Regions from separate parts of the Mus musculus genome. Here region 1 is linked to region 2. Evidence: chromatin contacts called from ENCODE Hi-C or POLR2A ChIA-PET data. All regions are on one chromosome and are shown on one strand. Each heading gives the region's core, a stretch centred on a gene start or an enhancer-like site at or near the end of the contact. The rest is flanking DNA. Distances are from core to core; before and after follow the strand shown. Region 1 holds the start of Tubb5 (tubulin, beta 5 class I). Region 2 holds the start of 4833427F10Rik (RIKEN cDNA 4833427F10 gene).

Region 1 (6,546 bases), core at 37-2,536, 66 kb before region 2:
AGGCCTCTAACTTGAGCCCATTCAATCAACTCCCTTCTTCCTGCTCAGTTCCAGCACATTGCCACAGACTCACCTAATGAATAAAATCATTTAACTGGAAAAACAAACAAATCCCCTTGCTTCAAGCAAGTGTCTGAGAGAGGGAGGCACTGTCTAAAGACTGACATTCTCTTAGTCTGTCCACCCTACAGCCTGTCCTGACAGGATGACCAGAATGTCTTCAGCGTCGTCTGAAAGGCCCAAATCCCACGCAGATTTTACATACACCTTCTGTCTTAGGCAGGATTTCCATTCCTGCACAACCAAGAAGCAAGTTGGGGAGGAAAGGGTTTATTCAGCTCACACTTCCACATTGCTATTCATCACTGAATGAAGTCAGGACTGGAACTCAAGCAGGTCAGAAAGCAGGAGCTGATGCAGAGGCCATGGAGGGATGTTCTTTACTGGTTTGCTCAGCTTGCTCTCTTATAGAACCAAGACTACCAGCCCAGAGATGGCCCCACCCACAATGGGCCCTTCCCCCTTGATCACTAATTGAGAAAATGCCTTACAGTTGGATCTCATGGAGGCATTTCCCCAACTGAAGCTCCTTTCTCGGTGATAACTCCAGTCTGTGTCAAGTTGACACATAAAACCAGCCAGTACACCTTCATTCTTTTGGGACATCAGCTCCATGCAGTTTTCACCACGATCTTTGCAATTTTGTTTCTCTTTTGAAAATCCTTGAGACAACTCCCTTGGAAACAGAAGGGTAATTCTTTCTTCTGGAGGGATGCGAGGGAGCTGTGCCTTACTGAAATTCCTGTCTTGGGATCACAAAGAACTAGATACTGTGTATCAGGGAAGGACAACATAGTTCTCAGGATTTTCCGCTGAGCTATGCAGTCTGGCTTTTCTAGACCTACTGCGGTGGGCAGCTGGCAGGGCGTGTCCAACACACCTTCCAACTCTGGCACCTCAGATCTCCTAATTACTACATTTCTCCAAACCTCTTTTAGTACAAAATCCTCTCTCAGAATAGAAAATAGGAATCTCGTGTGAGGACATTTTTCATGAAAAAATAAAATCACACACACACAAGATAACCCCAATTCCTCATACAGTACCCACCCATTCCTAACTTCTTTTTGCAGCGTGGACAACAATAGAGAACTACAACTCCCAAAAAAGACTGCGCTCGCCACTGGCTCAGAAACCAATGGCCGCCTGGCACGTGATCGGTTGGTCTAATCAGCGACTGGTTGGGTAGGCTTTGTCTAAGACCCGGGGCGCCCGCCTATCTCCCGCCCCCGGCCGCGCGAACGCGAGCCCCGCCCTGCGCGCCTTCCCTCCTGCGCTCGCCGGCCTCTTCTGCCTCTTAGAACCTTCCTGCGGTCGTGCTTGCATCTCGCTGCTGCAGCCTCCCGGGCTCCGGTCCATCCTTTCAGTCTGAGACCGGCCCAGAAGAAAAAAACCCCAAAAACCTTAATTTTCTTTCTTGTTCGGTACCTACATTGGAACCATCAAAAACAATTATTTCAGTAAACCGTAGCCATGAGGGAAATCGTGCACATCCAGGCCGGACAGTGTGGCAACCAGATCGGTGCTAAGGTAAGGACTTTAAAATTTTAGCTGAAATATGTAAAGATGAGAATTCTGTGTTAATTGTGAGCATTGTTCACGGAGTTCTTGCATTCTCCACCCGTCAGATTTGGCCCCTCAAAGTTTTTCACGTATAAATATAACCCATATTTGTAGCTAGCGTTCTGATATTGAAAAATGAGGAAATGTTTTTCTTGGCACATTTTCGGAAAGCTAATAAAAGAGCCTTTCGAGTTTAGGGAAAAGGAGAGGCTGAGGGACTGTGAAGAGCTGGTCTTAAAAGGGGTTTTCTAACGGTTCGAGGACTGGAGGGATGCGGAAACGATCCGAGACAAAGCCGAGGCGAGGTTTTCCCCTTGCGCCACCCCCACCCAGCCTGGAGGGCTCTACTGGAACAGAATGGAGGGGGGAAGGGGCGAGGTTTGGCGGGCAGCTGCAGAGGTGCCCGGTGCGCATTACCTCTCAACAAAGGCTTGGACACTCCATCGAACCCGCCATCCCAATGCTTTTTTTAGGTAATGACTCTGTATAGGGGCCTACTTTTACTTTTCATTGCCCTTTAGGGTGTGAGCGGTATGAAAGTGAGCTTTTCAAATATGTGAGACTGTCTGGGAGACTAAGGAGAGGGAAGGAAGGGAATAAAGATAGGCAATGGGGCTTTTTAAAGATTTTTCCCCCTTTTTTGCTAGCAATTAACAATGTAGCGGGGGAGGGGAGGGAGGAAGTGCGGCCGCTAAATTGTAGCCGAAGGGTGGGACCCTTTGGGGGCGGGGTTGGAGCCCCTGGCGCGCAGGGACAATGCGGCCCCTACCCGCGGGGGCGCACTGGCCCCGCCCCTCGAGCTAGGCCCCGCCCGCGCTGCTCCCGCCTTTGTGGTTTGCTGGAGGAGCGGCCCGCCACCGCAGTCACGTGGAGCACGTAAGGGGTGGGCGACTGCAGTGGCCGCACCTTTCTCCCCCAACTCTTTTGTGCTGGCCTGGAAGGGCGGTTCCTGGCTTCAGGAGCCAACCTGGGTGCAAAGCCAAATAGGTGGGCTCCAATCCGCCCACATAGAGGTTTATAGCGCCTGACCCACCCATCACCGGTCCTATGCCGAAAGGTTTTAGCCTTCCATCGCGTAGGTTCCTCCATGGGACTTCCGCAAGCAGATAACGGAATTGCAGTGTCTTCACCTCAGCCTCGTTTCAGCGTGTCTGGAATTGAAATGAGGGGCGGGAGGCATGCCTTAGGACTTGAGACATTGAGGCCTCGTTGCTCTTCCCTGTGCAGTTCTGGGAGGTGATAAGCGATGAACATGGCATCGACCCCACCGGTACCTACCACGGTGACAGCGACCTGCAGCTGGACCGAATCTCTGTGTACTATAATGAAGCCACAGGTGAGGGCAGAAATCCCCACTTAACATTTATTCCCTGTCCCCTGTATTGGACAGTGAGCCCAGATGAATGCATCACTGGCTGCCCTGGAACTCCCATAGATCGTCTACCTCTCAAGTGCTGGGTTTAAGGAGAGCATCACCACGCCCTGTTTTTCCACACTTCTAAGTATCTATTACCCCTCTGCATGGTTCCCATTTTTTTTTCCCTAGACTCACACCCTAAGGGACTAAAGATTAGCTCTACTGCCACCAGGTGGTAGTGCCTGGAATGACAACTTTAGTGCTTTGTGGCTGATCTCCCACCCAGAGGTAATGCATTGCTGATCCGTCAAACATTGACTTGAATTCCTGCAGGTGGCAAGTATGTCCCTCGAGCTATCTTGGTGGATCTAGAACCTGGGACTATGGACTCCGTTCGCTCAGGTCCTTTTGGCCAGATCTTCAGACCAGACAACTTCGTTTTCGGTGAGTTAGGTGGAATCGATTTCTATTTGCTCAACTGAATTATTCCAGTCGTTGAAAGATTAAGAAGTATTTGTGTTTCTCTCATATCTTAGTGATTAAACCTTTTCCCTTACTGCATTCCAGGTCAGTCTGGGGCAGGCAACAACTGGGCTAAAGGCCACTACACAGAGGGAGCTGAGTTGGTTGACTCTGTCTTGGATGTGGTGCGGAAGGAGGCGGAGAGCTGTGATTGCCTGCAAGGCTTTCAGCTGACCCACTCACTGGGTGGAGGCACTGGCTCTGGCATGGGCACCCTGCTCATCAGCAAGATCCGGGAAGAATATCCTGACCGTATCATGAATACCTTCAGTGTGGTGCCCTCGCCCAAAGTGTCTGATACCGTGGTCGAGCCCTACAATGCCACCCTGTCTGTCCATCAGTTGGTTGAGAACACGGATGAGACCTACTGCATCGACAACGAGGCCCTCTACGACATCTGCTTCCGTACCCTCAAGCTCACCACGCCAACCTACGGAGACCTGAACCATCTCGTCTCGGCCACCATGAGCGGCGTCACCACCTGCCTCCGTTTCCCGGGCCAGCTTAATGCTGACCTTCGAAAGCTGGCTGTCAACATGGTGCCATTCCCACGTCTCCACTTCTTCATGCCTGGCTTTGCCCCTCTCACCAGCCGTGGAAGCCAGCAGTACCGGGCCCTCACTGTGCCTGAACTTACCCAGCAGGTCTTCGATGCCAAGAACATGATGGCCGCCTGCGACCCGCGCCACGGCCGGTACCTCACAGTTGCCGCCGTCTTCCGTGGACGGATGTCCATGAAGGAGGTGGATGAGCAGATGCTCAACGTGCAGAACAAGAATAGCAGCTACTTCGTGGAATGGATCCCCAACAATGTCAAGACAGCTGTCTGTGACATCCCACCGCGTGGCCTCAAGATGGCAGTCACCTTCATTGGAAACAGCACAGCCATCCAGGAGCTCTTCAAGCGCATCTCTGAGCAGTTTACGGCTATGTTCCGCCGGAAGGCTTTCCTCCACTGGTATACGGGTGAGGGCATGGACGAGATGGAGTTCACCGAAGCTGAGAGCAACATGAACGACCTCGTCTCTGAGTACCAGCAGTACCAGGATGCCACCGCGGAAGAGGAAGAGGATTTCGGAGAGGAGGCAGAAGAGGAGGCCTAAGGCAGAGAGCCCTGCATCAGCTCAGGCTGCTTAGATCCCTCAGCTTTCTCCAACTGCCCTTTGTCCTCCAGTTTCTTTCTGCTGCCTCTGTCTTGTATTTGTTTTGTTCTGTTTTCTCATTGGGGGTAAATGGTGCCTGGCACATGGCAGGCACTCAATAAATATTTGTTTGTGGAATGTCTCCTTTCTCTTTCCACTCTGACAAACTTAGATTTCTGACATTCTGGTTGTTACCCTGTGCTTCCTACTGGTATCTTTTTTTTTTTTTTTTTTTTTTTTTTGGTTTTTCCAGACAGGGTTTCTCTGTATATATAGCCCAGGCTGTCCTGGAACTCAGAAATCCGCCTGCCTCTGCCTCCCAAGTGTTGGGATTAAAGGCGTGTGCCACTATCACCCAACAAGTATCCATTTTTTTAAATTATTATTTGACTGTCCAGTTAATATTCCAGAATATTCTCCAGAAACCTGAGGTCTGCTCCAGATCCTGTGTAGAACCCAGCCCAATTCTAAGAACTCGGATAGTAACCATCATCTTAAAGCAAAGTAGTGGATCAGGGATGCTAGGTAGAGACCACCAGGAAGAGAAGGGGGTGGGGTTTTCCAGTCAGGGCCATTTAGAATCCACCTATGCTTTCAGTCAGCAGGGCTTTGTTTTGTTTTTCTCCTGCCTCATCTCTCAGCCTCAGGAGAGGTATTAACAGTATTATCTCCATTTATATCCTCCCAGCTGTCCTGAGCCAAATCTGCCATTGGAAGTGTCTTCCCTGTATTGGTTCTCCTTTCTCGGAGAGATGGGGGTTGGGGGTGCGGCAAGGTCTTGGTCTTGGTCTCTGAACACTCCCAATTCCCGCTGAAACTCCACACTTGGGAAAGTATGTTTCCACCTGGGTCTTTCAGACACTGCCCAGATGGGCTGTCACCACCTCTGCCCCATGCTCCTCCTGCCCTTGGCTTGGTCATTTCCTACCTTTCTATTTCGTGTTGTACCTGCTTTTTTTTTTTTTTTCATATTGAAAAGTTGACATCGCCCCAGAGCCAAAAATAAATGGGAATTGGAAAAAGGCTGTGAGGCTGTGTGCTCATTCAGGGGTAGTTAAAGCTGCTGGTGGAGGAACCGGTCCCAGGTTGAATTATACTGTTCCCAAGTGTCTTAGTCAGGATTTTACCTATTACTGCACAAGCATCATGACCAAGATGCAGCTGGGGAGGAAAGGGTTTATTCAGCTTACATTTCCACACTGCTGTTCATCACCAAAGAAAGTCAGGACTGGAACTCAAGCATGGCAGGAAGCCAATGGAGCGATGTTTCTTACTGGCTTGCTTCCCCTGGCCTACTCAGCCTGCTCTCTAACAGATCCCAATACTACCAGCCCAGTGATGGTCCCACCCACAAGGGGCCCTTACCCCCTTGATCACTAATTGAGGAAATGTCTTACAGTTGGCATTTTCGCAACGGAAGCTCCTTTCTCTGATAACTCCAGCCTGTGTCAAGTTGACACAAAACTAGCCAGTACACCAAGGTTGTCCCTAATTAGGTGAGACTCCTACCCCTGCCTTTCTAATAGCTGAGATAGTACATGTGGCATGCCTAGCAGTTTCAGGGCTGGGGACCACTGAGTGACATCCCCAGCTCTCTAGGTATTTCGATTGGACAAACCTCTAATGCCAGCTTTCAATCGAAGATTGTGGGTCCAAAGCTGCCCACAATCTTGAAAATAGCACCTGACACCCCATCAGCAACCCTCCCAACACATTCCACATCCCTCTGGGGTTAACCTGTGACCTGTAGTCACACCATTCTAAGTTTGAGACTCAGGCTGGCTTTGAGTTCCTTGTTAACACTAGCTGAAGCTACCTAGTAGAGGTATTAGGTATAAAATGCTGGGATTTAATATGTAGAGCAGGGTGTCTGAGGGGTGCGTGTGGATACTACACCATTTC
Region 2 (6,505 bases), core at 3,111-5,610:
GGTCAAGAGGAGCTCAGGGGGTCCGTCCTTGGTGAGAGGGCAAGAACCTCATCCAGAGAGGAATAATGTCTTCATCACAGTCGATTTTCATGACTAATAGACTCAAGTACATTGGGAGTGGGTGGAGAAAAGGTAAGCAAAGCCAGGGAAAAAGACACACACACTGAAGGTAAACATAGGCCAAGAATAGAAGCCTGCTCCTCACCCTGGAAATCTTTGTTAGGGACACTAAATCCTCAAGAGAGCGGAGCTGGGCTCTCGAATAACTTCACTTTTGGAATTTCAAAAGTTAACCTCTTAGAAAGACACTAAACAACAGATGCGTGAATTAAGCAGAAAGCTAAACTATGCCCTCTCCCCTCTCTGGTCTCCACAGTCCCCAGACCTGGTTCCTGAACCAGCTTACTCACCCTGACCCTTCTATTTTTATCTCTTGTGGTCCTCACAGTGATAGTGGGAGGAAGAAATCGGTGCCTTTATTTACTTACCTTTTATTATTATTATTATTATTATTATTATTATTATTATTATTAATTTCTTGAGACAAAGAGTTGCTATGGAGTCTAAGCTAGCCTCAAGCTCATACCAATCCTCCTGCCTCAGCTTCCTAAACGGTAGTCTTACAGATGCCAGCTTCATTCCAGCCTATGTGTTTTAATGCAGGAAAGCAGAGGTAAGCATACATTTGAGTGGCATTAAGCCTGTGCAACCCTCAGCAGACTCACCTTTGAGATATTATAGCTCCCCACTCATGGCTCTGAACATACCCAGAGCCCTACCACTGAGCAACATCCAGACTCTTTATTTTTTAACATAAAAAATATTTATTTTATTTCATACATATGGGTGTCTTCTTGCTTGCATATATATGTGTGTGCATGATACCCAGGGAGGTGAGAGAAGGTCTCAGATTCCCTGGTGTTACAGCCTGTTGTGAGCTGCCATGTGGGTACTGGGAATCAAGCCACCACTCCAGCAACATCTTTTAAAAAAAAAAATTAGCTGGGAGTGGTGGTGCACGCCTTTAATCCCAGCACTTGGGAGGCAGAGGCAGGTGGATTTCTGAGTTCGAGGCCAGCCTGGTCTACAGAGTGAGTTCCATGACAGCCAGGGCTACACAGAGAAACCCTGTCTGGAAAAACAAAACAAAGAATTTATTTATTTATTTTTATATGAGTACACCACCTGAAGGGGGCATCAGATCCTATTACAGATGGTTGTGAGCCACCATATAGTTGCTGGGAATTGAACTCAGGTCCTCTGGAAGAGCAGTCAGCCGCTGAGCTACCTCTCCAGCCCCAGCACTACCCTTTTAACTCTTTCTTTTGAAGGAGGATCTCATTAAATTGGCAAGCCTGCAGCTTCAGCCTCCCAGGTGCTGGGGGGATTGCTATATAACATTGTGACAATTTGCTCTTTTGTTTACTTGTCGTCCCCCCCCCCCCCCACCACACACACACACAGGGTTTCTCTGTATAGCCCTGGCTGTCCTGGAACTCACTCTATAGACCAGGCTGGCCTCGAACTCAGAAATCCACCTGCCTCTGCCTCCCAAGTGCTGGGATTAAAAGCCTGTGCCACCACTGCCTGGCTACTTACGTCTTTTAAAGGTTTATTTTTATTTCTGTGTATGTCCACATGTGTGCAGGTACCAGAAGTCAGAAGCAGGCTTTGGATCCCCTGGAGCTACAGGTAGAGTGGGTGCCCAGTGTGAGCTGCCCAGTGTGGGTGGTAGGAACTGAGCTCAGGTCTCCTGGCAGAACAACAGGAGCTAGCTCCTTAACTATGGAGTCTGACAAAGACCCTCGTTTGCCCTTTTAGAGGGTAAGTGAAATTTGAAAAATAGTCATAGAGTAGCTGCTGTAGATTGGAGCCACAGCTGACTTTAGAACGTTTTTATTACCCTCAAAAGACCACATACAAAGTCGAGTGGGATGGCACATGCATGCAACCCCAGTACTTGGGAAGCTGAGGCAGGAGGATTGTTCTGAGTTGGAGGCCAAACTGAAGTGCATGAACAAAAAAGGGCCTCACAGAGTCACAGGAACTTTTTCACAAGTCTTTTCTTCTCTGGCCCCAGGCAACCCCTTTGTCTCTACAGACCTGTGTATTCAGGATGCTTCAGGGTTCACCCCTGTTAGACTGCATCCTCTCCATCTCCTGCTCAACACGCTCACTGTGTGACTCTACCGTGTCTTCACCTGCCCATCCCTTCTGGCCATTTATTTTGGGTGATGGTTCATCTTCACAGTCAACTTGATTGGGTTAACATGACCGTGAGAACACACCTCTGGGTGTTTCCAGGAAGGGCTCAGTGAGGAGGAAATACAGCCTGAAAATGGAGAGCACTGTCCCGTGGGCTGATGCATGAGAAATGGAGCAGATCGGCGGAATTCCTCTTTGCTTCCTGACTACCGACTGACACAGCATGGCCAAGCACTTCATACCTATGCCCCCTGCCTTGTCTGCCGTGATGGGCTGTATGATATCACATTTTAGCTACCGTGAAGAACACCCACTGCTCTGAGCCATCCGACATTCTTTGAGTGAAACATGTTTGCTGGTCTTGCGGGGAGGAGTGGCGTTTCTAGGTTGCATTAGGTCACACGTTTGCTTTAAGTTCAGCCTTTTGAGGAAATTCCAAGTTCTCTACTTAATATTCCCACTAGCAATGGGGACAATTCGAATTCCCCAGCCTGTCCTCTCTCTCCTCACCCTCTGGTCTCTGAATGTAGCCCAGGCTGGCCTGTAACTTGTGATTCTCCCTACCTCAGTCTCCCAAGTAGCTGGCTGTTAGGCACCGGCCACAATGCTCAGCTTCTCCTTTTCATGGATTGATGTATTTGAGCCAGATATGGTGACACACATCTCTAATCCCAGTTCTTGAGAGGTAGAGGTAGGAGGAGAGATAGTCCAAGGACAGACTTAGCTACATAGTGAGTTCAGGCCAGTCTTAGCTACATGAAATCTAGTCTCAAAAATAAATAAATAGAGATATTTGCATTTTTCATTGATTTGTAAGGAAGGATCCTTTCTTCCTTTGTTTCTTCCTTTTTTTTTTTTTTTTTTTTTTTTTTTTTTTGAGACAGGGTTTCTCTGTATAGCCCTGGCTGTCCTGGAACTCACTTTGTAGACCAGGCTGGCCTCAAACTCAGAAATCCGCCTGCCTCTGCCTCCCAAGTGCTGGGATTAAAGGCATGTGCCACCACACCCGGCTGTTTCTTCCTTTTTGTTTCCTTCTTTGTTTCTTTGTTTCTTTCTTCCTTTCTTAATTAATGTCTGTGAGTGTTTTGCCTGTGGGTATGTACCGGCATCACATGCATACATACAGTACCCACAGAGCCCCGAAGAGGGCTGGCCTTATCTATGGTTGTGAGCCTCCTAGAACTCACTGTGTAGCCCAGGCTGGACCCAAACTTGTAATGATCCTCTTGCCTCTGTCTCCTGAATGCTGGAATTGCAGGTGTGAGGTACCTTTTAAGGATCATCTCTAAGCTGATCTCTAACACAGAGCAAACTTTCCATCTCTGTCTTTTCTTACACTGTCTCCCCAATTGCTCAGGATTACACATGTGAACTATGTTCAGTAAATAAAGGAGTATTGAAGACTCAGTCAAGTAAAACAGCTGTGTGGGTCAGGCACCTTGAAAATGTCACAGATGGCTCAAATCCAGTTTTTTCTTTTTCTGGAGATAAGGTCTCGTGTAGCCCAGGCTGGCCTCAAACTCCTAATGTATCTGAAGATGACTTTGAACTAATGATTCTCCTGCCTGTACCTCCCAGGTGCTGGCATTACAGATGTGTACCACTATGCCTGTCTTAGGGTTTTACTTCTGTGAACAGACACCGTGACCAAGGCAACTTTTATAAGGACAACATTAAATTGGGGCTGACTTACAGTTTCAGAGGCTCAGATCATTTTCATCAAGGTGGGAACATGGCAGCATCCAGGCAGGCATGGTGCAGGAGGAACTGAGAGGTCTACATCTTCATCTGAAGGCTGCTAGCAGAATACTTACTTCCAGGCAGCTAGGATAAGGGTCTTAAAGCCCCTGCCCACAGTGATACACATGCTCTAACAAGTTCCCACCTACTTTCACAGGGCCACACATTCTGATAGTGCCACTCCCAGAGCCAAGCACATACAAACCACCACAATGCCTGGTTTTTTGTGGTACTGGGAACTGAACCCAGGGCTTCTTCCATTCTAATTGATTACACTATCCACTAAGTTCCAACCTTAGTCCCCATTCATTTTGATTAAAAGCTCTTTTGTACATTGAAGTTTCTGATTCTTTGTTATGTTACCAAAAACCCCTTGCCATGAGACTGACTCTCATGGCAAACTCTGTCTCCTGTCTCTTGATGTCTATCAGGGCAGAGATTCCCTCTTGGTGAGCAACAAAACTGTCCTTTCTGACTCCTCCCCACGTCCCAGCCTGTGAGACGAAGCTTCCTTGTATGGCGTCCTGTTGCTGGAAGGGTCTCCTAGATGTCTGACCAGAGCTCGATGTTCTATATAGTCTGCCATAAATCCCCGTGTCTGACAGGCCTTGATTTGCTGCCATGGCATTCAAGGTATGCAAACAGCTTGGAGTGTTCTGCCAGGCTCGAGCGGAGGCCTTGGGTAAGCTTCTGCCTGTGGCACGGTGTGTGCCCGTTTTTGGACACAGCTTCTCATACTGTGTCACTGAGAAGAGTGAAGCCAGGTCACATCAACTATAGCTGCAAAAATTCTGAGCAGCTGGGCCTGCTGGGATACACCTGTAATTTCAGTGCTGGGGATGCGGAGGCAGGAGGATAGCTCTAGAGCTGTGTGTGTGTGCGCTTGTGTGTGTGTGTGTTTGGGCTTGTGTGTGTTCAGGGGTGTATGTGTGTGTTTCCAGGATCAAGCAGGGAAGATGGAGGACAACGTGTGGGAGTTGGTTCTTGCCTCTCACTGTGTGGGCACGGAGGACTGAACTGAAGTCATCCGACTTGGTGCCAAGGGCCTCCACCTGATGAGTCATGGAGCCAGGGGAAAAGAAGTGTTTCATGAATTCTGACTCTTATAATGAGGGCAAGGAACAACCTTAGAAGAAAAAAATAAGTGTTGCTTAGGAAAATGAAAAGCAGGTAAGTGCCTTTAATCCAGCACTCAGGTGGCAGGGCGGGAGGGTCTCTGTAAGCTTCAGGCCAGCCTGATCTACATTGTAAGCAAGTTTCAGGCCACTTGGGGCTACGTAGAGATCCTGTCTTTTAAAACCAAACCAAACAAACATCTCTGCTTCTTAAAAATGTCCTCCTGCTACATTGCCGGGGGCCGATGTTTGATTTTTAGAGAGTATTTGCTTACACTCCAGGGAAGTTAGGCAAAGCTGGGAGTTCACAGCGGCTAAGCTGACTGCAGGCCTTCAGAGCGCTCGCTCCTACAGGAGTTTTATCAACCCAATTCGGCAGAGGATGCTGGAATTTACCTAAAGTCACAGAGTGAGACAGGGTCTTTCTCTGAGACCTGAGGCACACAGATTAGATGAGGCTGCCTGATCAGCAAGCCAAGGGGCCTTCTGTCTCTATGTTTCCAGCACTGGGTTTAAAGTTCATGTTGCTCACCCTGGATGTTTATGTGGGTGCTGAGGATTGAACTGTGGTCCCTGTGTGTGTGTGTGTGGCAAGCACTTTACTGGGAGTGCATCAGCTCCCCAGCCTGGAGTTCCCACTCTTTCTAAGGCCCACCCAACATTCTAGCAGGACAGCCCCTTCCTCCAGTCAGTTCCAGAGGGGCTGTTACCCAGCTCAGAGCCACTGTCCAGTAGATTGTTTATCCAATAGGGAGCGGTAACCTCTGAGAACGAGGGGTCTCTGTCTCCCCCACAAGCTGATTTGCCAGCACATCATGAGTTTTCTTCTGAGACTGTAAAAACTCTAACAGAGCCTTGGCCCTTTGACCCAGATGAGCTCATGAGGACAGGACCCACACCTGGGGTCGGTCCCACACTGCTAGTTGCAGACTTTACTAGGCTAGACACATCTGCTGGGAAGGGAGGAAGTGTCTGCACAGGGAAGGGAAGCAGGCTGTAAAACACTCACTATTCACATAGGAACAAAATGCCAGGGGTTTTAGTCATGGGAACTTGCTGGGGAGGAATTGAACCTTTTCATTAGGGTCTGTCCTTCAGAAATGGTTGGGGAAGAGCTCTTCTGGAAGCAACTAGAAAGTTGGCCTGTATTGGGGGGTGCACTACACAAGCAGGGGTGATATCCTCTTCTGAGGATTGAATGTAGACCAAGTCTCTACCCAAAACCACATTCAAGGTCCTTTCTGCCTACCAGGTAGTGCCCCTGCTGTGACAGCGTGGGGGGGGGGGGGGACGGGGGCGCTACAGGATCTGTGGAGAGCAGAGAACCCAGAGAACCCTGAGAGCTTTCAACCTTGCATTGTCAGTGTTTGCAGCCACACAAAATGGGTTCCTGAGTGGAAAGCTGTAGCTGTAAGGGAGGAAATGGTGAGAGAAGAAACGAGACA

The links. A loop is a pair of places that touch in the nucleus more often than their neighbours do. ChIA-PET counts read pairs that join two places held with the same protein, here RNA polymerase II (POLR2A).
Region 1: POLR2A ChIA-PET joins it to region 2 with 16 read pairs in Patski. The contact joins the promoter of Tubb5 here to the promoter of 4833427F10Rik in region 2. A Hi-C loop is called at or near these places in 4 of 37 maps with a recorded cell type or tissue (heart and left cerebral cortex). POLR2A ChIA-PET finds 5 or more read pairs at or near these places in 4 of 5 experiments (Patski and embryonic stem cell).

Annotation. Positions count from the first base shown.
Region 1 is chr17:35,833,041-35,839,586 of GRCm38, reverse strand. Tubb5 (tubulin, beta 5 class I) reads left to right here and starts at 1,286. Exons shown (of 4, transcript NM_011655.5): 1 at 1,286-1,590; 2 at 2,851-2,959; 3 at 3,314-3,424; 4 at 3,548-5,667. The coding sequence starts at 1,534. The coding sequence ends at 4,605.
Region 2 is chr17:35,770,305-35,776,809 of GRCm38, reverse strand. It overlaps 4833427F10Rik (RIKEN cDNA 4833427F10 gene), which reads right to left and starts at 4,360. Exons shown (of 3, transcript NR_045459.1): 1 at 3,899-4,360. Gm32409 (a long non-coding RNA gene) reads left to right here. Exons shown (of 4, transcript XR_876780.2): 3 at 1,649-1,692; 4 at 2,081-2,986.